Linked DNA regions of Homo sapiens: region 1 is linked to region 2. A link is a loop called in an ENCODE intact Hi-C map of the cell type or tissue named here. Cell type or tissue: PC-9. All regions are shown on one strand. Links, peaks and the distances in the headings refer to the core of each region. The heading gives the core; the rest is flanking DNA.

Region 1 (10,772 bases), core at 1,306-9,305, 52 kb before region 2:
AGATTCAGCAAGTATTTGCAGATCCAAGTCCTTTTGCAAGAGAGTCACGGGAATCCCGGGGATAGAGTCTAGCTCAGAGATTCAGTAAGTATTTGCAGATCCAAGTCCTTTTGCAAGAGTCTCCAAATTAAACGCCAAACTTCTTGCTTGTATAGAATATTGGATGACTGACTATTGCCCACACTAATTGGGTCCTCTCCTGAAAGCTTGCATATCTTGTTCTAAAGAGGTTGGGGCCTTCATGGGATTCTGTCTTTGTTACATAACACTTTGCTCGGCTCATGAGGACTTAACTATGAGATGGTTGATGCCGCAGGAAGGAAAAGAGTGTGATTCTCTTTGGGGGTTGATAAAGGGAAATCATTAGGAACTTGCCTCCCTGCATTGTCATTGCTTTGTTAAGTCAAGATGAAAGTTCATCAACAGCAGACTGGGCACAGTGGTTCATGCCTATAATTCCAGCACTTTGGGAGGCCAAGACAGGCAGATCACTTGAGGTCAGGAGTTCGAGACCAACCTGGCCAAAATGGTAAAACCCTGTCTCTACTAAAAAAAAAAAAATACAAAAATTAGCCAGGCATAGTGGTGGGTGCCTGTAGTTCCAGCTACTCGGAGGCTGAGGCAGGAAAATCCCACGATCCCGGGAGGCGGGAGGTTGTGGTGAGCCAAGATCATGCCATTGCACTCCAGCCTGGGTGACAGAGACAGACTCCATCTCAAAACAAAAACAAAAACCACAACAAAAACAAAACAACAAAAAACTGCTTACAGAGGGCTGTTATGAAATATGGGAGATACAAAGGAACAAAGCCTCCCAGGTGCCGTGGGGCTGCTGCCACAGTGCATGCAATATTCATCTTTTGTTGAAAGCAGACGAGTGCTACTTCTACCTGCATTTTCCCTTATGCAGTCTGGAGGAGACTGCATGGCAGCCTTATGGAAAGAAATCAGTTCTCTTCCTGCTCCCAACTAAGACACCATCTTTGCCTTTGGAAAAACCAGCCGCCCACTCCTAACTTAGCTTCTTCCCCACACACCTCACCGATTTAGCCCACCTGTTCCCAGTCATTTTCATTCTCCCACCTCCTCCCGAATATCTGTCTCCCTGATCTCGCTGAGATGTGGAGTCATTTCCCTTCTTTTCCTCCTCCTACACTCTCTCTGAAACAAGCACACCAAGTCCCCCATTTGGGAGTGCAAAGGAGGACATCTAGTTCTCACCAGAAATTAGTTTTATTAATTGTCTGAGTAGGTTGTTGGACCCAGTGATTCAGATTTCAGCCCGGGGTGGATCTTGGCCGGTGCACCTCCAGCTAGGGTGTAGTTCTGAGTCCCTTTGGTCACCTCATCCTTTTCCTTAGCATCCCTCTGGCCCTTGGACGAACTTTATGTTTATTCTCTGTGCCCTAGAACTCTGGGTCCTTCCCTGGTTCATGCCTCTATTTTTCTTTCCTGCATAGAACTTGCAGTTCCCAATTTTGCCCATGATGGACAAGTTCATGGCTCTCGTCTCTTAACGTTATTTTCTGAACCCTGACCCATTTCTTCACTTCTCTTTCAGTTTTGTTGATAGATATTTACTGATCATTAAAATTGATTCTACCCCTGGGGGAATGAGTCATGGCTTTTTAACCTATTGTTCTAAATTAATTCCTGGGCCAGCCTTGCAATGGCCCTGTGGCCTCAACAATGGGCACCAGTGTCCCAGGTGCCTTGGAGGTATTTTCTCAGCTCCACCCAACAACCTACAGCCCACTTTTCATCTTATCCCATTGCTGAGCTTGCCTCCCCGTTCGACCTGCTCTGACTTTGAATTTGGGGCTGGAATTGTGCATTTTGTTCTTTTCTCATTTGCACTTCATGTATCTGAGTATTGGAACATTTATCCTGCTATGTTTTAATTATTTGCTCACCTGTGGAACTCCCAGTCCTGATCACAAGCTCCTCATGGTCAAGGGCTGTGTCTCGCTCATCTTAGAATCGTGAGTGCCTGGCTCATGAGAGATGCTCAGGAGATATTGATGAGGTTAGCAGCTGAGTTCCCCAGAGGGGAAGCCTTAGAGCCTTCTATAAGCCCAGCCTTGCCATAGACAGTACTTCACTCCTGGAGCAGTGGTAATATAAAAAATGACCACATTAGTAAGTGACAGGCTGTTCCTATTCATCCCAGAGACTTTTTGCAGGGGTTCTTTGTGTGTTTCTATTTGCTCATTTGTTTTTCAGTAAGGCGGAACTTCTCTTTGAAGCTTGTGGCATGTTAAGTCCACTGACCACAAGCTAGGGAAAAAATGCAGTATTTTGCTTTTTTTGTTTTATTGTCAGTAAAAGTCAAGGTTCAGTCCACAGGATCCACACAGCCATCAGAGGGGCCAGTGTGTGGAGAAGCTGCCAGGAAAGATGCCATCAGCCTGGGCCATTGAGGTCTTCTCTGTAACCCTGCCTCTCTGTCTTCCTGACTCACCTGCCCCACCGCCCCAGGTGCTGGGGACAGAGGCATGTGTATTGCAGACCAACACTGATGATGGGCGGCCCCACCAAATCAGCCTGGAGCTCAACTCCTGCTGCACCACCAACCCCACTGCCCTGAGCCTCAGTTTCCTCGTCTGTAAGATGTGGAAAATGCTACCTACCTTGCAGAGTTGCTACAGGGATCAGTGGTAATGCAAAAATGCTATTACTATTGTTATTATTATGGAAATCTCTAGGCAGGAATCACATTCTCAAGCTGGCACATAATGAAAATCAAGGAATCACTAATGCATTATTCATCACACCTTGACATGACTTTTATATAACATTCAGCTGAAGTATCTTCGATCTGTATCTTCTTATTTGCTATTCTGAGTTCAGAACATAGGATAACTAGCTCATCAGTTCAATGAGCTGGGATTTTTTTTTTTTTTTTAATGAGCATCTGTTTGTGCCAACATCTCAGGTCCCTGAATGTACCCCTTCTCCTGAGGTTGAAGTATAAATTGATGAAGGCTCAGGTGGCGTCATGGAATGTCTCAAATAGATTAAGGCTGCACGACACGTGTGTGACTTGTATTCTATTTGGAGACAGTGTGGGAAGGTGAATCCAGCAAGAGCTCAAATTTTCCAGTGAGCAAATGTAGAATTTTAATTAGCTTCGAGTCCATTTCTCTGCTGGAAATAGATCTCTGAGCATTTCTTCAATAGCATTACAGTAATTATAACAATTCTGAAAGGAATAAGTTACAGGATGTATTTTTGTAAGCTTAGCAGAATAAGAAAGGCCACATCCAGTTCTGTATTTGGAGCATGCCTGGAGTTGCTGTCAAATGATGCTCAACAGCATCAATGACAATAATGTAGACCATCCTATCCACAGTACTCTAAGACTGTACTGCCCATGGCACTTCCTACAGCAATAGAAATGCTCAAACCAAATCTGCACTGTCTAATATGGTGGGCACTGGCCACGTGCAGCTAGCATAACTAAGGGCTGAATTTTAACTTTATTTAATTTTAAATAATTAAAATTAAATAGCCACATGTGGCTAGTGGCCACCGTATTGAGCAGCACAGATACCAGCTGGTGCTTACTCTAAGCCCCCTGCAGCCTGGGGTATTAGTGGGACAAAGGAGGAAATGTCAAAGGCCCCCAAGGCACCATAAAGCCCACACTCTAAAGCTCAAAGGAAGCCAATTCATTGAGTTTTCTATTTTTCATCCTACAGCATATCAGATGCATCCAATTAGAAAAGAGACGCAGGGCCTGGTGCAGTGGCTCATGCCTATAATCCCAGCACTTTGAGAGGTTGAGGTAGGCAGATACCTGAGTCAGGAGTTCAAGACTAGCCTGACCAACATGGTGAAACCCTGCATCTACTAAAAATACAAAATTAGCCAGGCGTAGTGGTGCACTGTAGTGGGCCTGTAGTCCCAGCTACTCGAGAGACTAAGACAGGAGAATTGCTTGAACCCAGGAGGCGGAAGTCGCAGGTTTGCAGTGAGCCGAGATTGCCCCACTGCACTCCAGCCTGGGCGACAGATGGAAACTCCGTCTCAAAAAATAAATAAATAAATAAAGGAAAGAAAAGAGACACGGGTACAATGGCAGCACCCTCCAGAAATGAAAAAGTTTGAAAAGGAAACAAGACTCAAAGGAGAAAAACAGCCTGGGATTCCTGAGCCCAAGGATAAGCAGCCTTTATACCTCAAAGTCATCAAGGAAACGTCAAGAGTTCAACCACAGAGGCTCCAGGAAGGGATAGAGGGAAAATGAGCAACCCTAATCCAGACTTCTGGCCATCAAAGGTGGTAAAATATGGACGGTATTGCTGCCAAATGGGTGAGTTTTGGTTATCTGGAGAGTCCAGCTGCTGGTCACGTCTCAGTCCCTCCCTAATAGCACCTTGTGATGTCCTTTTGTTCTTGGGAGAAATAACTCCTGCGACCCTCGGGTCTGCCTAAAGTAGCTTTGCCCACAGCTCCTGCCTCAGTTTATATGACTTCTCCTGACTCTTTGTTCTCTAGCTAGGCTGATCGTCCTTCTGCTTCCTGAAGGTGCCGTGATCCTTCCTCCACAGGACTTCTATCTAGAAGGTTTCTTCCATGCTACCCCTGTTTCTCCCCCAGCTGGCTCCTAGGCACCCTCAGATCTCAGCTCAAGTGTGTTCCTTGGAAGGCCCCCTGAATCCCCAACCCATCCCCACCACATCTAGGCCTGGTTTCTTTGTTAGTCACTCTTCGCCCTGCATTTCTTCCCAGCAAATACCTACTTGAATATACTCGTGCATCAGTGAGATGAACTGATTTATTCATCTGTAAACTCCAAGAAAGCTGGGATGGTGTTTGGCCTGATTCATTTGCTTTTGTGTCCTCAGTTCCTGGATTGTGCTCAATAAATGCAAAATGAAAGAATGAATGAACTCCAGTTTATTTCTAAGATTTTCGACATGACAAGTGTCCTCCAATCCCTAACACTTTCACATCTTCCTAAAAAATCTCTTTAAGCTTTAGGATGACTCATATTCTCTTTGAGTGCCATTCCAAAGTTCTTACTGTCCAATAACTTATTATCATGAAATCTTCAACCTTAAAATTCCACCCACTTCTCCTTTGTTTGCTCCACTTACTACATCGTCCCCCAAAAACTTCCTGATTTTTTTTAAACCTTTGGAGCTCATGTTGCAAGCTGAATCACATCTGTGGTTCTTTTCTTGGCAATGTACTCGCCTTGGTTTTTTCAGTTTCCTTCACTTGGTTTATCTGATAGCCTCTGAGCTCCTTATTTACTTGCTACCAATTACTTAGGTGTCTATTACTTAGATAGCTGCATTATCTTTTGAAATTCGTAGTTTATCCTTCACCCAGGATTTTTCTATTATTTTTTCCATAGACTTTCTCTAAACTGTGAATCTATTTCTTATTCTCTTTTAAAGAAAATTATTTAAAAGTGGGGAAAATGAAACGTAAACATAATCCCAACTCATCTTACACCTCATCTTTGAAACATAAGACATCATTGCAAAAGAAAGATCTCAGTTAATTATTTCCAAAGCCTTCAGGGGATTTATTCCTAACTTCTCATTTTCTGTCTCATTCCTAAAGAATCAGGGGTAAAACTCCCATTAGTCCTAATTACCCTCCCTAAATCCAATCAAGTCATTATGCCTCAGACTTTGTTTTCTTTAGAATGAGTTTCTTATCTAGTTAAATAATTTTCTCTTTCTAATAGACTTTATTTAGTACCAATTTCTTGATATAAATAACTCTCCTCTTTAGTAAGTGTTTGTGAAGCACTTATTATGTTCCAGGCACTGTGCTAGGGAAACAGCATGAATAATAAGATGAAAAAAAAATCCCTGTCCTCATGGAGATTATATTTAACAGGAAGGGGTATAATAAACATATGAATATATATAATATAATTTTAAATAATGACAGGATCTACAAATAATCTTTATGCCAAATGCCATATACAATGAAAAAATCTGAATTTATACTAAAACAGATGTTAGATATGAGTTCTAAATTTCTTTTCAAAGAATCAATATGTCAGTATATGTTCAATTCTTTGTCTTCTACTTGTAAACTTAACTTCCTCGTAAAGTAACCTTTTTCGATTACCTCCTCCACCCTGACTCATTTCAATCACTTGCTCCACCCTGACTCATTGCGATTACCGGCTCCACTCTAACTCATTCCGATTACCTGCTACCTGCTCTGCCCTGACTCATTCTCCATCCTGCATAACCATTTCTCCCACCAAACCACTCACCCAGTCACTCTCTTTAAATTAGCCAATCGGAATTAGTTTAGCCTGTGCGGTCTAACCCTGGCCAACAGGGGAAGGACACAGCAGCAGGGGCCATGTGTGTCAGGGATAAGAACCCCTTCCCCTCCCTTGTCCAAGTGTGCTGCTCACCATTGCTCCATCTGTAAAGGCGCACCCTTCTATAGAAGTAGCTTGCCTTGCTGAGAATTAAAAATAAAATTTTACATTCAAGTGCTATTTCTTTTACGGCACTGAAACTTTATTTATAACATAGAGAAGGGTTGATATTCTTGGTGGAAATTATGACTCTGTTTTGTTAACAAAGAGTCGAACTCTAAAATATTTGAAGAGATTTATTTATTCTGAATTATTCTTTTTGTTGTTCTTGTTTTGTTTGAGGGTTTTTGTTGTAGTTGTTGTTGTTTGAGACAGATCTCACTCTGTCGCCCAGGCTGGAGTGCAGTGACGCGATCTCGGTTCACTGCAACCTCCGCCTCCTGGGTTCAAGCAATTCTCCTGCCTCAGCCTCCCAAGTAGCTGGTATTACAGGCACCCACCACCACACCCAGCTAATTTTTTGGTATTTGTAGTACCGATGGGGTTTCACCAAGTTGGCCACGCTGGTCTCGAACTCCGAACCTCAGGTGATCTGCCCACCTCGGCCTCCCAAAGTGCTGGGATTACAGGTGTGAGCCACCCGACCCTGGCCTATTCTACTTTATTCTTAAACAAAGCCTGAGGCATAATGACTTGATTGGATTTAGAGAGGGTAATTAGGACTAATATGAGTGACCAATGGCCCCTGACACAGCCCTCAGGAGATCCTGAGAACATGTGCCCAAGGTAGTCAGGGTGCAGCTTGGTTTTATACATATTAGGGAGACATGAGACATCAGTCAATACTTGTAAGATGTTCATTGGTTCAGCCAGAGAAGTGGGATAACTGGAAGTGGGACTTCCAAGTCAGGCAGATTCAAAGATTTTCTAACTGGCAATTGGTTGAAAGAGTTATTATCAATAAAAAGGAATGTCTGGGTTAAGATAACGAGTTATGGAGATCAAGGTTTTATCATGCAGAGGAAGCCTTCAGGTAGCAAGCTTCAGAGAGAATAGATTATAAATGTTTCTTATCAGATTTAAAGAGTCTGTTCTGGTTGGGTGCGATGGCTCATGCCTGTAATCCAGCACTTTGGGAGGCCAAGGCAGGTGGATCACAAGGTCAGGAGTTTGAGACCAGCCTGGCCAATATGGCAAAACCCTGTCTCTACTAAAAATACAAAAAATATAGCTGGGCGTGGTGGCCCATTCCTGTAATCCCAGCTACTCGGGAGGCTGAAGCAGGAGAATTTCTTGAAACTGGGAGGTGGAGGTTGCAGTGAGCTGGGATCACACCACTGCACTCCAGCCTGGGTGACAGAGCGAGACTCAGTCTCAAAAAAAGAGTCTGTTTTATTAGTAATTCCAAAAGGGAGGAGGGTGTCATGAGGCATGTCTGACCCTCCTTTCCTATCATGGCATGAAACTAGTTTTTCAGGCTAACTTATTTATTTATTTTATTATTATTAATTTTTTGTTAGAGACAGGGTCTCACTATGTTGGCCAGGCTGGTCTTGAACTCATGACCTCAAGTGATCCACCTGCCTTGGCCTCCCAAAGTGCTGGGATTACAGGCCTGAGCCACCACGCCCGGCTCAGGCTAACTTTAGAATGCCTGTGGCTGAGAGGAGGGGTCCATTCAGGTGGTTGGGGGGCTTGGAATTTTATTTTTGGTTCATAGTCTTTTAAGCATAAAATCCTGTCATAAACATCTTAAGAAATCTTATCTTCACTTTGCTGTGTTTCAGTGAAAGGGGAGATTATCCACTCATTCACTTAGAGACATTTGCATGGTGTCTACTGTGGGCAAGGTTCTAACATACATGTACAGTGTTGCAATGAAGAACAGGAAAGCTTCAACCTTCTGACCTCAGGGGTGGGACTGAAGTAATGAGCAGATGCCAGTGTGGTCTTTGCCTGGGAAATGTCAGTGAGGGCCAGAGGGTAAGCTAGTACTCTACCCTTCAGACCACTCCACAACTCATCTCCCACCTAGTCAATTTTCTGTGGCTCTAGACGACAGAATCCTGGTTATGATTTTTATTATTATTTTATTGTGGTAAGAACACTTTACGTAAGATCTTAACATACCTTCTTAATGTTTTTTCTTTTTTTGAGACAAACTCTTGCTCTGTCGCCCAGGCTGGAGTGCAGTGGTATGATCTTGGCTTACTGCAACCTCCACCTCCTGGGTTCAAGCAATTCTCCTGCCTCAGCCTCCCAATTAGCTGGGATCACAGTGGGTGCTTACCACCATGTCCGGCTAATTTTTGTATTTTTAGTAGAGAGAGGGTTCACCATGCTGGCCGGCCTGGTCTCAAACTCCTGACCTCAGATGATTCATCTGCCTCAGCCTCCCAAAGTGCTGGGATTACAGGCGTGAGCCACTGCACCCAGTCTACCCTCTTACATTTTTAAGTGCACATTACAATATTAACTTATAGGCATAATGTTGCACAGCAGATCTCTAGAACTTACTCATCTTGCAAAACTGAACATTTATACCTGTTAAACAACACCTTCCGCTTTCTACCCCAAACCCTGCCAACCACCATGCTACTCTCTGCTTCTATGAGTTTGACTATTTTAGATTCCTTATATAAGCAGAATCATACAGTATTTGCCCTTCGGTGCCTGGCTTATTGTATTAGTTTGTTCTCACACTGCTAATAAACACATACCCAAGACTGGATAATTTATAAAGGAAAGAGATTTAATGGACTCACAGTTCCACATGGCTGGGGAGGCCTCATAATCGTGGCAGAAGGCAAATGAAGAGCAAAGTCACGTCTTACATGGCAGCAGGCAAGAGGGCATGTGCAGGGGAACTCCCCTTTATGAAACCATCAGACCTCATGAGACTTATTCACTATCTTGACAGCAGCATGGAAAAGACCCACCCCCATGATTCAATTACCTCTTACCAGGTCCCTCCCATGACACATGGGAACTATGGGACCTACAATTGAAGATGAGGTTTGGGTGGGGACACAGCCAAACCATATGACTGATTTCTCTTAGCATAACATCCTCCCAGTTCATATTGTTGCATATGGCAAGATTTTCGCCTTTTTTAATGCTGGGTAATATTCCACTGTGTGCATAGACCACATTTTCCTTGCCCATTCATCTCCTGAGGGACATTTAGGTTGTTTCTGTATCTTAGCTATTGTGAATAGTGCTTCAGTGAACATGGGAGTAAAGCTATCACTTCAAGATCTTGACTTCAATTCTTTGAGATATATACCCAAAAATAGGACTACCAAAAAACAGTACGGTTGTTCCTCAAAAATTAAAAGTAGAATTATCATATGATCCGGCAATCCTGGTTGTTCTTTTGCCATAATATTTAAAGATGTATGTAAGGAGATAAAGGCAAATAATTCAGATTCATACACTTAAGAGTTGGAAGGAACTTCAAACGTTGTATGTCAAATGTTAAAATAAATGTTAAATGTTAAAATTGATGTTAAAATAGATAAGAAAATACCTGTTCAAATATTAAAGTAAATGAGGAAATGCCTGTATATTTATGTATAAATACACACACACACACACACCCACACACACTCACAGCCAGTTCTTTTGATCCCAAATAAGCCCTTTCTCTATTGCTACTATAATAACCTACTGATAATAAACAGTTAGTGAGTCAATTTTTCTTTTTTTTTTTTTTTTTGGACAGAGTTTTGTGTTGTTGCCCAAGCTGGAGTGCAATGACGCAATCTTGGCTCACTGCAACCTCCGCCTCCTGGGTTCAAGCGATTCTCCTACCTCAGCCTCCCGAGTAGCTGGGATTACAGGCATGCACCATCACGCTTGGCTAATTTTTTGTATTATTTTAATTTTGCCATATAACACAGGAAATGCAGTTCAATGGGAGAGTGGTAAGTGCTATGGCAAAGGCACAAAGAAAGTATCATGGGGATACACCAAAAGAATTGAACTCTAGTTTGAATAGTTCTGGTTGGAACTAGCCTGAAGGCAGAGAGGGAGGAAAAAGTTCCTAGAAAGAGGAAACTGAGAAGTTAACTTACAGAGGCCTGGGGGCATGTGGCTCATTCAGGAAAAGGAAAATGATTTCAGAGGTCGTGGAGCGTAAGTCCTGAGAGGGTTGCAGGTGGGAGGGAGAGTGAAGCAATTTCACAAGGGGCTTTACATGCTGTGTTAAGGGAGTTTGGATTTGATTCAGTAGCAGGTTTTTGAGCAGAAGAGTAACTTTATTAGAGCTGTGGTTTATACATGGAATCAACCTAGGTGCCCATCAACAGTGGATTGATAAAGAAAATGTGGTACATATACACCATGGAACACTATGCAGCCATAAGAAAGAATGAAATCACATCCTTTGCAACCACATGGATGCAGCGGAAGGTCATTGTCCTAAACAAACTAATGCAAGAACAGAAAACCAAATATGTTTTCACTTATA
Region 2 (10,772 bases), core at 1,056-9,055:
AAAAACACTGCCAAGCTATGAGACAATATTTTTGTATTATGCAGGAATTTTCTCTTATGCATATTGAAAAAGATGTTTTGGTCTTATTTCGACATAGGTTTTATAATAGATTGCTTTTACGCACATACTAAAAGGGAAACATAAGAAAAATTGCAGACAACTTTGGATTCACACCGTGACTCTGCTGAATCACTTAAAAAATTTTTTTTTAAATTTCAATAGGTTTTTGGGGAACAGGTGGTGGTTGGTTATTTGAATAAGTTCTTTAGTGGTGATTTCTGAGATTTTGGAGCACCCATCCCCCAAGCAGTGTACACTGTACCCAGTGTATAGTCTTTTATTCCTCAACCCCTCCCACCCTTTCCCCTAAGTCCCCAAAGTCCAATGTATCATTCTTATGCCTTTGCGTCCTCATAACTTAGCTGCCACATATGAATGAGAGCATACGATGTTTGGTTTTCCATTCCTGAGTTACTTCACTTAGGATAGCCTCCAATTCCATCCAGGTTGCTGTGAATCCCATTATTTCACTCCTTTCTATGGCTGAGTAGTATTCCATGGTAGATACATAGAACAGTTTCTTTATTCACTCTGATTGATGGGCATTTGGGCTGGTTCCATATTTTTGCAGTTGCAAATTTTGCTGCTGTAAACATGCGTGTGCAAGTATCTTTTTCATATAATAACTTCTTTTCCTCTTGGTAGATAACTAATAGTGGGATTACTGGATCAAATGGTAGATCTACTTTTAGTTCTTTAGGGAATCTCCACGCTGCTTTCCATAGTGGTTGTACTAGCTTACATTCCCGATAACAGTGTAAAAGTGTTCCCTTTTCACGGCATTCACGCCAACATTTACTTTCTTTTTGATTTTTTGATTAGGGCTGTTCTTGCTGGAGTAAGGTGGTATCGCATTGTGGTTTTGATTTGCATTTCTCTGATAATTAGTGATGTTGAGCATATTTCCATATGCTCATTGGCCATTTGTACATCTTTTTTTTTGAGAATTGTCAATTCATGTCCTTAGCCCACTTTTTGATGGGATTGTCTTTTTTTTCTTGCTAATTTGTTTGAGTTTGTTGTAGATTCTGGATATTAGTCCTTTGTCAGATGTATACATTGTAAAGATTTTCTCCCACTCTGTGGGTTGTCTATTTACTCTGCTGATTATTTCTTTGCTGTGCAGAAGCTTTGTAGTTTAATTAAGTCCCATCTATTTATCTTTGTTTTTGTTGCATTTGCTTTTGGGTTCTTGGTCATAAAGTCTTGCCTAAGCCAATGTTTAGAAGGGTTTTTCTGACATTATCTTCTAGAATCTTTATGGTTTCATGTCTTAGATTTAAGTCTTTGATCCCTCTTGAGTTGATTTTTGTATGACAGGTGAGGATCCGGTTTCATTCTTCTACATGTGGCTTACCAATTATCCCAGCACCATTTGTTGAATAGGATGTCCTTTCTTTACTTTATGTTTTTGTTTGTTTTGTTGATGACCAGTTGGCTATGAATATTTGGCTTTATTTCTGGGTTCTCTATTCTGTTCCAGCAGTCTATGTGCCTATTTTTAAAACAGTACCATGCTGTTTTGGTGACTATAGCCTTATAGTACACTTTGAAGTCAGGTAATGAGATGCTTCCAGATTTGTTCTTTTTGCTTAGTCTTGCTTTGGCTATGCAGGCTCTTTTTTTTTTTTTTTTTTTTTTTTTTTTGGTTCTATATGAATTTTAGGGTTGTTTCTTCTAGTTCTGTGAAGAATGCTGATGGTATTTTGATGGGAATTGCATCGAATTTGTAGATTGCTTTTGGCAGTATGGTCATTTTCACAATATTGATTCTACCCATCCATGAGCATGGGATATGTTTCCATTTGTTTGTACCATCTATGATTTCTTTCAGCAGTATTTTGTAGTTTTCCTTGTAGAGGTCTTTCAGGTCCTTGGGGTTAGGTATATTTCTAAGTTTTTTTTTTTTTTTTCAGCTATTAGGAAAAGGGTTGAATTCTTAATTTGATTCTCAGCTTAGTTGCTGTTGGTCTATAGCAGAGCTACTGATTTGTGTACATTAATTTTGTATCCTGAAACTTTGCTGAATTCATTTACCAGTTATAGGATCTTTCTGGATGAGTCTTTAGGGTTTTCTAGGTATACGATCATATCATCAACAAACAGTGACAGTTTGACTTCCTCTTTACTGATTTGGATGCCCTTGATTTCTTTCTCTTGTCTGACTGCTCTGTCTAGGACTTCCAATACTATGTTGAATAGAGGTGGTGAAAGTGGGCATCCTTGTCTTGTTCCAGTTCTCAGCGAGAATGCTTTCACCTTTTTCCCATTCAGTATAATGTTGGCTGTGGGTTTGTTGTAGACGGCTTTTATTACCTTAAGGTATGTCCCTGGTATGCTGATTTTGCTGAGGGTTTTAATCAAAGGGATGCTGAATTTTGTCAAATGCTTTTTCTGTGTCTATTGAGATGATCATGTGATTTTTGTTTTTAATTCCATTTACGTGGTATATTACATTTATTGACCTACGTATGTAGGTCATACCTGCATCCCTGGCATGAAACCCATTTGATCATGGTAGATTATCTTTTTGATATGCTGTTGGATTCAGTTTGCTAGTATTTTGTTGAGGATTTTTGTATCTATGTTCATCAGGGATATTGGTCTGTGGTTTTCTTTGTTATGTCCTTTGCTGGTTTGGGTATTAGGGTGATAGTGGCTTCATATAACGATTTAGGGAGGATTCCCTTTTTACCTTGTGGAATAGTGTGAATAGGATTGGTACCAATGCTTCTTTGAATGTCTAATAAAATTCAGCTGTGAATCTGTCTGGTCCTGAACTTTTTTTGTTGGCAATTTTTTAATTACCATTTCAGTCTCGCTGCTTGTTACTGGTATGTTCAGAGATTTTATATCTTCCTGGTTTAATCTAGGAGGATTGTATATTTCCAAGAATTTATCCATCTCCTCTAGGTTTTCTAGTTCATGCACGTAAAGGTGCTCATAGAGGCCTTGAAAAATCTTTTGTATTTCTGTAGTATGAGTTGCAATATCTCCCATTTTTCTTCGAATTGAGCTTGTTTGAATATTTTCTCTTCTTTTCTTGGTTAATCTTGCTAATGGTCTATCAATTTTGTTTATCTTTTCAAAGAACTAGCTTTTTGTTCCACTTATCTTTTGTATTTGTTTGTTTGTTTGTTTTTTTGTTTCAGTTTCATTTAGTTCTGCTCTGATCTTTGTTATTTCTTTTATTCTGCTGGGTTTGATTTTGGATTGTTCTTCTTTCCCAAGTTCTGTGGCGTGTGACCTTAGATTGTCTATTTGTGGTCTTTCAGACTTTTTGATGTAGGCATTTAATGCTATGAACTTTCCTCTTAGCATCACTTTTGCTGTATCACAGAGGTTTTGATAGATTGTGTTCCTATTATTGTTCAGTTCAAATAATTTTCAAATTTCCATCTTGATTTCATTGTTGATCCAATATCATTCAGGAGAAGGTTATTTAATTTTCATGTATTTGCAAGATTTTAGGGTTCCTTTTGGAGTTGATTTCCAACTTTTTTCCACTATGGTCTGAGAGAGTACTCGACATAATTTAGATTTTCTTAAATTGACTGAGACTTGTTTTGTGGCCTGTCATATGGTCTACCTTGGAGAATGTTCCATGTGCTGATGAATAGAAGGTATATTCTGCAGTTATTGGGTAGGATGTTCTATAAATATCTGTTAAGTCCATTTCTTGTAGGGAATAGTTTAAGTTCATTGTTTCTTTGTTGACTTTCTGTCTTGATGACCTGTCTAGTGCTATCAGTGGAGTATTAAAGTCCCCCACTATTATTGTGTTGCCATCTATCTCATTTCTTAGGTCTAGTAGTTACTGTTTAACGAATTTGGGAGCTCCAGTGTTAAATGCATATATATTTAGAATTGTGACATTTTCCTGTTGGACTCATCCTTTTATCATTATGTAATGTCTCTTTGTCTTTTTTAACTGCTGTTGCTTTAAAGTTTGTTTTGTCTCATATGAGAATAACTACTCCTGCTCACTTTCAGTGTCCATTTGCATGGAATATCTTTTTCCACCCCCCTACCTTAAGTTTATGTGAGTACTTGTGTGTTAGGTGAGTCTCCTGAAGACAGGAAAAACTTGGTTGCTGAATTCTTATCCATTCTGTCATTTGGTATCTTTTAAGTGGGGCATTTAGGCCATTTACATTTAATGTTAGTATTGAGATATGAGGTACTATTATATTCATTGGGTTATTTGTTGCCTTAATACCTTATTTTTTAAATTTTGTTATTGTTATATAAGTCATGTGAGATTAATGCTTTAAAGAGGTTCTATTTTGGTGTATTTTGAGGATTTGTTTCAAGATTTAGAGCTCCTTTTAGCAGTTCTTATAGTGCTGGCTTGATGGTGGCAAATTTCTCAGCAATTGTCTGTCTGGAAAAGATTGTATTTTTCCTTCATTTATGAAGCTTAGTTGAGCTGGATACAAACTTCTTGGCTGATAATTGTTTTGTTTAAGGAGGCTAAAAATAAGACCCCAATCTGTTTTAGTCTGTAGGGTTTCTTCTGAGAAATCTCCTGTTAATTTGACAGGTTTTCCTTTATAGGCTACTTGATGTTTTTGCCTTACAGCTCTTAAGATTATTTCCTTCATTTTGACTTTAGATAACATGATGGCTACGTGCCTAGGCAATGATCTTTTTGCAATGAATTCCCCAGGTGTTCTTTAATCTTCTTATATTTAGATGTCTAGATCTCTAGCAAGGCTGAGGAAATTTTCCTCCATTATTCCCTCAAATATGTTTTCCAAACTTTTAGATTCCTCTTCTTCCTTGGAACACCAATTATTTTTAGGTTTGGACATTTGACATAGTCCCAAACTTCTTGGAGGCTTTAGTTCATTTTTAAATTATTTTTTCTTTGTCTGTTATGGATTGGGTTAATTCAAAAGCCTTGTCTTTGAGCTCTTAAGTTCTTTCTTCAGAGTTGCACGTAGTCATCAGGTTATCCAAAGTCAAGAAGAAGGAAAGAATTTCAAGAATCTTTCTTGTTCAGTTCTATTGCTGAGACTTTCCAATGCCTTTTTCATTTCTCTAAGTGCATCCTTGATTTCAAGAAGTTGTGATTGTTTTTTATTTATGCTATTTATTTCACTGAAGAATTTTCCTTTCATATCTTGTATCATGTTTTTGATTTAAGTTGGACTTCACCATTCTCTGATGCCTCCTTGATTAGCTTAATCATTGACCTTCTGAATTCTTTTCTGGCAATTCAGAGATTTTTGTCTTGGTTTGGATCCATTGCTGGTGAGCTGGTATGATCTTTTGGGGGCGTTAAATAACCTTTTTTTTTTTTAATCATTTTACCAGAATTGTTTTTCTGGTTCCTTCTCATTTGGGTAGACTAAGTCAGAGGGAAGATCCGGGATTCAAAGGTTGCTGTTCAGATTCTTTTGTCCCATGAGGTGCTCCCTTGATGTGGTTTTCTCCCCCTTCCCCTAGGAATGGGGTTTCCTGAGAGCTGAACCCTAGTGATTGATTTTGCCCTTCTAGGTCTAGCCACCCAGTGGAGCTACAGGGCTCTGGGCTTGTACGGGGGAGTGTCTGCAAAAAGTCCTGTCTTCAGGTCTTGCAGCTATGGATCCCAGCACCTGCTCCAGTAGAGGTAGCAGGGGAGTGAAGTAGACTCTGAGCGTCCTTTGTTATGTTTTTGTTTAGTGTGCTGGTTTTGTGTTGGTTGCCCTCCAGCCAGGAGGTGTTGCTTTCAAAAGCACATCAGCTGCAGTCCTATGGGGGGAATGCAAACTTGCCCTAAGGACACCTTGCTAAGTATTCAGGTTTCTCAGGAGGTGGGCAGGACCACAGAGCTCCCAAGAGATTATGATCTTTGTCTTTGGCTACCAGGGTGGGTAGAGAAAGGCCACCAGGTGGTGGCAGGGATAGGCAGGTCTGAGTTCAGTCTCTCCTTGAGCGTGGCTTGCTGTGGCTGTTGTGGGCGATAGGAGTGTGGTTCCCAGTCTAATGGAGTTATGTTGCCAGGGGGATAACAGCTGCCTCTGCTGAGTCATACAAGTGGCCAGCTAAGCGGGGGAAAGCCAGCAGTCACAGGCCTCACCCTGCTCCCATACAGCCAACAGTCCTAAAAGTCAGTCTCACTTCTACTGTGCCCCGCCCGGCAACAGCACCGAGTCTATTTCCAGGCAGCCAGTGACCAGGGCTGAGAACTTTCCCCAGACCATGAGCCTCCCCATTGAGAAAGCAAGCAGACTCACAGTTTTTTGGCGTCTCAGGGAGACTTCACTGGTGATCCAGTTCCTTCAAATGGTATTTGGATTCTCTTGGCTTTCCTGGTATGTTCCAGTGGTAGTTCTTGGAGCAAAAGTTCACGATGTGAGTCTCCACATGCTGCTCTGTCCATCCGAGCGGGAGCTGCAAGCTAGTCCTGCCTCCTATCTGCCATCTTAATCTGAATCGCTTTTTTGATACAGAGTCGCCAATAGCTGTGTTTTTCTACATAAGCTGTCCTCTGTGCCATGAAGAGTTTTAATGATACAGCATTTCTTTCTTTTTTTTTTTTTTTTTTTTTTTTGAGACGGAGTCTTGCTCTGTCGCTCAGGCTGTCGTGCAGTGGCGTGATCTCGGCTCACTGCAAGCTCTGCCTCCTGGGTTCACGCCATTCTCCCGCCTCAACCTCCCAAGTAGCTGGGACTACAGGTGCCCGCCATCACACTAGGCTAATTTTTTGTATTTTTAGTAGAGCTGGGGTTTCACCGTGTTCGCCAGGATGGTCTCCATCTCCTGACCTCATGATCCGCCTGCCTCTGCCTCCCAAAGTGCTGGGATTACAGGCGTGACCGTGCCCGGCCGATACAGCATTTCTTGAAAGAACCCATGAAAGAGCTAAAGCCAATGGTGCTAAGTTCTTAAGATGGCCCTGTAATTATTGAAGAGTTTGACTTCTTTGACTTCTACTTTAGGAATTGCTATACTCATCTGATTCACTTTTTGCTTCTTTTCTCCCTCACCAAATAACAGTCCCTACGGATGATAAGAGTGCTCCCTGATTGTTCCATGACCTTTCCAGGTGACTGCCACCTGCCCTTCAGACTTTGATGATGGTTTTTTTTGTTGTTTTTTTTTAAGCTTAGGCAATGACAGCTACATAATTGCTGATGTCTAGCCAACAGTGACTATAAAACACTGAATGTAAGACATCTATAAATTTCAGAAGCATTGAAACATCTAAAAATATATAATTTTAGAATTAATTTAAAAATGAGATATGAAGGTGCTCTTTAAACTTAGAAACACAGCTAAATGAGGAGTTATTAATGTGGCCTTGTAACAGCTGTTGTCACCCAGGACTGAGCAGTTGGCGTGTGTATGTATATTGTGCTGAAGTGGCTATGTTGTCTGGGGTATATACCCTGGATTCATCCTCTCATGCCAGGAAAATTTAGGACAGGGACACACGAGGAGTTTAGGAGTGGAGGTTTAACGGACAGAAGAAAAGAGAAAGAAGAAGAGCTCTCTCTATAGAGAGAGGGGTCTTCCGAACGGAAAAGACCATCTGGTAGCGGATGAACCCAATTTTACAGTCTGGCTTGAGGAGACAGTGTCTGATTTGCATAGGGCTCACAGATCGGTTGGATCAGGTTTGACATTTACATAGCGGGGGCGGGGGCGGGAAGGCTGGTCATCCCACCCTAATCTTACTATGCAAGTGAACTCTTCCCTTGGTTGGCGCCCTCTTGTCTGCTCCTTACTGTACACGTGGCTGGCTGAAAAGGGAAGATGGAGCCGCCATCTTGAACATGTCCAGTCCCTAGTTCCTGCCAGCATTCCCCCATGCAAGCTCCCAACTTGCTTGTCTGTGTCTGCAGCTCAACTTTACGGGCTGCTCTTCGTTAGAAAATGATTTGGGGCTGCTTTTCATTAAAAACAAAAGCCTCACTGAGGACTCCCATACCCTATCTGCCTAAGTGATTTCTTTTTAACCCCTATATCAGTGCCATTTTGACCCAGTCATTTTGATGAGTTCATTTTGACCTCATTTGACAATTTTTCATAGCTTTAATCACAGCATTAAATGTTGGAGTGATTTGTATGCTACCAGGAAATGAAAGCAACAGACACCGTCATCATCTCCACCCCCATCCCATCGCTTATCTTGCTCTGGAGTCTGACCTTGTCCATTGCCCCACACTCTCCTGGAGCTTGAGTCTTATCCTGAGGGAAGGTGGAGTGAAGCCCAGACAGGGTCAGGGTGCCTTGATTTAAAAAGCTGCCGTCCGTGGGCAGGTGGGCTTTGGGTATCAGTGGGACTGGGATTGGGGGAGGGCCACTGTCTGGACTCTAAAAGGGAACATTTACATTTAGGGTTAGAAAGAGTATGACAACCATGATTGACAAGACAGAGCATTGGTGGCTGAACCAAGATCAAGTACTAAACTGTATTAGTGTCTTCTCACACTGCTATAAACAAATACCTGTGGCTGGGTAATTTATTTTAAAAAAAGGAGAGAGAGAGATTTAATTGGCCCACAGGTCCACAGGCTGTACAGGAAGCATGGTGCTGGCATCTGCTCAACTTCTGGGAAGGCCTTAGGAAACTTTCAGTCATGGCAGAAGACAAAGGGGAAGCAGGCACGTCTTACATGACTGGAGCAGGAGGAAGAGAGGGAGTGGGGAGGTGCCACACACTTTAAAATGACCAGATCTCATGAGAACTCTATCATAAGAACAGCACCAATGAGATGGTGCTAAACTGCTCATGAAGGTTCCACTCTCCCATGACACAGTCACCTCCCACCAGGCCCCACCTCCAACATTGGGGATTACAGTGTGACATGGGATTTGGGTGGGGACACAAATCCAAATCAAATCAGTTAGCATTAGCCAAGAACACGTGGGGAATTCAAAGAGTTAAACAAATCAAGTCCCAGGCAGCACTAATTATCTGAGTACAATGATCAGCACATCTGGGTTGAAGACCTTCTATATACTTCCTCCCAGGGCAAGTACTGGATAGGGGATGGGCTGGCCCAAGTCTAAAGAAATGAATAGTAGATGAACTATAGCTGAAAGAGGTGAAGAGAACTGGGCCCGTGGTGGAGTCTGATTACTCCTGGTACACATGCAAGGCTGACACAGGCTCCGATACACTTTGAGCATCTTCATGCAAAGCAGAGTTCTTTCTCTGGCTCTCAGAAGGATTTTCTGATTATTTTCCATGGTCTTTCCCTGGAGTTGCCATGACTATCCTCAGTGGGACAGCTTAATTCCAGGTGTAGAAACAACAATAGATGCAGTTTCATCCAAAGTTGTTGAACCCAAGAAAAGATGATGACAACTCAAAACAAAAATGAAAGTTTCTTTAAGGCATGGCCACCTCACAGTCACACTCACAGCTGGAGTTTCCTGCTAACGTGACCCTTGAGTCTTTGGAGGTCCGGGCCAACTGACAAAACAATTTGTTCATGATGGTGGCTCAGTGACAAAGAGGAAATCGCTCATGGACTGCTGGGGCAGCCAAACCTGTCCAAAGAACACAGCTTTGTGGTACTGTAGCCACAGGGAACTACTGGGCGAGGAATTCTTTTATTTTCCACAGTGAGTGATCCAAAGATGACAAGCTCTGCAGGAAATCCTGGGTCCTATATACCTATATATATCCCCACCGCTGGTCCTATTCAGTCCTAATCAAGGACCATATCATCAATGAGCTTATCCACAATGACAAAGAAGAAAAACAAAACCCAGGTTGCAAACCCCTGCACACAACTTGCTTTTGACAGCACATCCCAGCGTTCTCCAGGAAAGAGGAAGCTATGGAAATGTTTAGTACAAGTAGCAGCAGGGCAGAGAGCTGCGGGAAGCCTGGCGTTGAAGGAATTGTTTTTATTTTTATTACTTAGTTGAGTTCATTTTGGTTACCTTTTTGGGCTGGTCAAAAAGTAAAGTTTTTGATTGGTAAGTCAATTTTTTTTTAGAAGTCAAAGAACACACACTATAATGAGGCCACATAATTAAGCAGTTTCTAATTTCCAATAAAATAAACTAAATTTATGGGCAGAAATTATCAAAGGCTTATCTACTTCACACAAGGCCAGAATAACTTCCATGACTTTATTAATGATTTCTTAGATATTATTCCCTCTTGCTGATGGGATGGTAACTTCTTTGAATGTATTATATGACACAGACCATCTTAGCAGACTGCAGTGAGGGATTATCCTGCTAGCCTTGAAGGAGGGAACTGTTGTGTGGGGAGGGGACCATGTGGCAGGGATCTATGGGTGGCTTCTGGAAGCTCAGAGTGGCCCCCAGCTGACAGCCAGTGAGAAAATGGAGACCTCAGTCCTACAATCTCAAAGAATTGAGGCCAGGCATTGTGGCTCAAGCCTGTAATCCCAGCACTTTGGGAGGCCGAAGTGGGCAGATCACCTGAGGTCAGAAGTTCAAGACCAGCCTGGCCAATATGGTGAAACCTCGTCTCTACTAAAAATACAAAAATTAGCTGGGCGTGGTGGCAGGCATCTATAATCCCAGCTACTTGGGAGGCTGATGCAGGAGAATAGCTTGAACCCGGGAGGCAGATGTTGAAGTGAACCGGAATTATGCCACTGCACTCCAACCTTGGTGACAGAGTGAGACTTCATCTCAAAAAAAAAAAAAAAAAATCAAAACCAAAAAACCCTCAATGTTATGTGAGCTTGGAAGAGGACCCGGAGCTCCAGAAAGGAATGTAAGGCCACTGATCC

What was found. A loop is a pair of places that touch in the nucleus more often than their neighbours do. Peaks named below come from ENCODE experiments on the same cell type or tissue, not always from the same donor. Only the 100,000 strongest peaks of a DNase experiment are listed, where the experiment ranks them.
Region 1: a loop joins it to region 2, with 2.9 times the contacts of the local background. A loop is called at or near these places in 3 of 110 quality-filtered maps.

What each region holds. Positions count from the first base shown.
Region 1 is chr10:30,093,732-30,104,503 of GRCh38, forward strand. The region is part of intron 1 of LOC101929256 (a long non-coding RNA gene); the gene reads left to right. It also overlaps a transcript of JCAD not described here. Among named protein-coding and RNA genes, the nearest start is that of JCAD, 40 kb to the left of the region's middle. In PC-9, for the core only: no CTCF peak of the experiment used is centred there; DNase peaks (open chromatin) are centred at 5,090 and 6,160; H3K4me3 peaks cover 465 bases; H3K27ac peaks cover 1,627 bases.
Region 2 is chr10:30,146,139-30,156,910 of GRCh38, forward strand. No RefSeq gene overlaps it. Among named protein-coding and RNA genes, the nearest start is that of JCAD, 92 kb to the left of the region's middle. RefSeq lists an enhancer at 5,883-5,932 and a silencer at 9,455-9,514. In PC-9, for the core only: a CTCF peak has its summit at 5,842; a DNase peak (open chromatin) is centred at 6,043.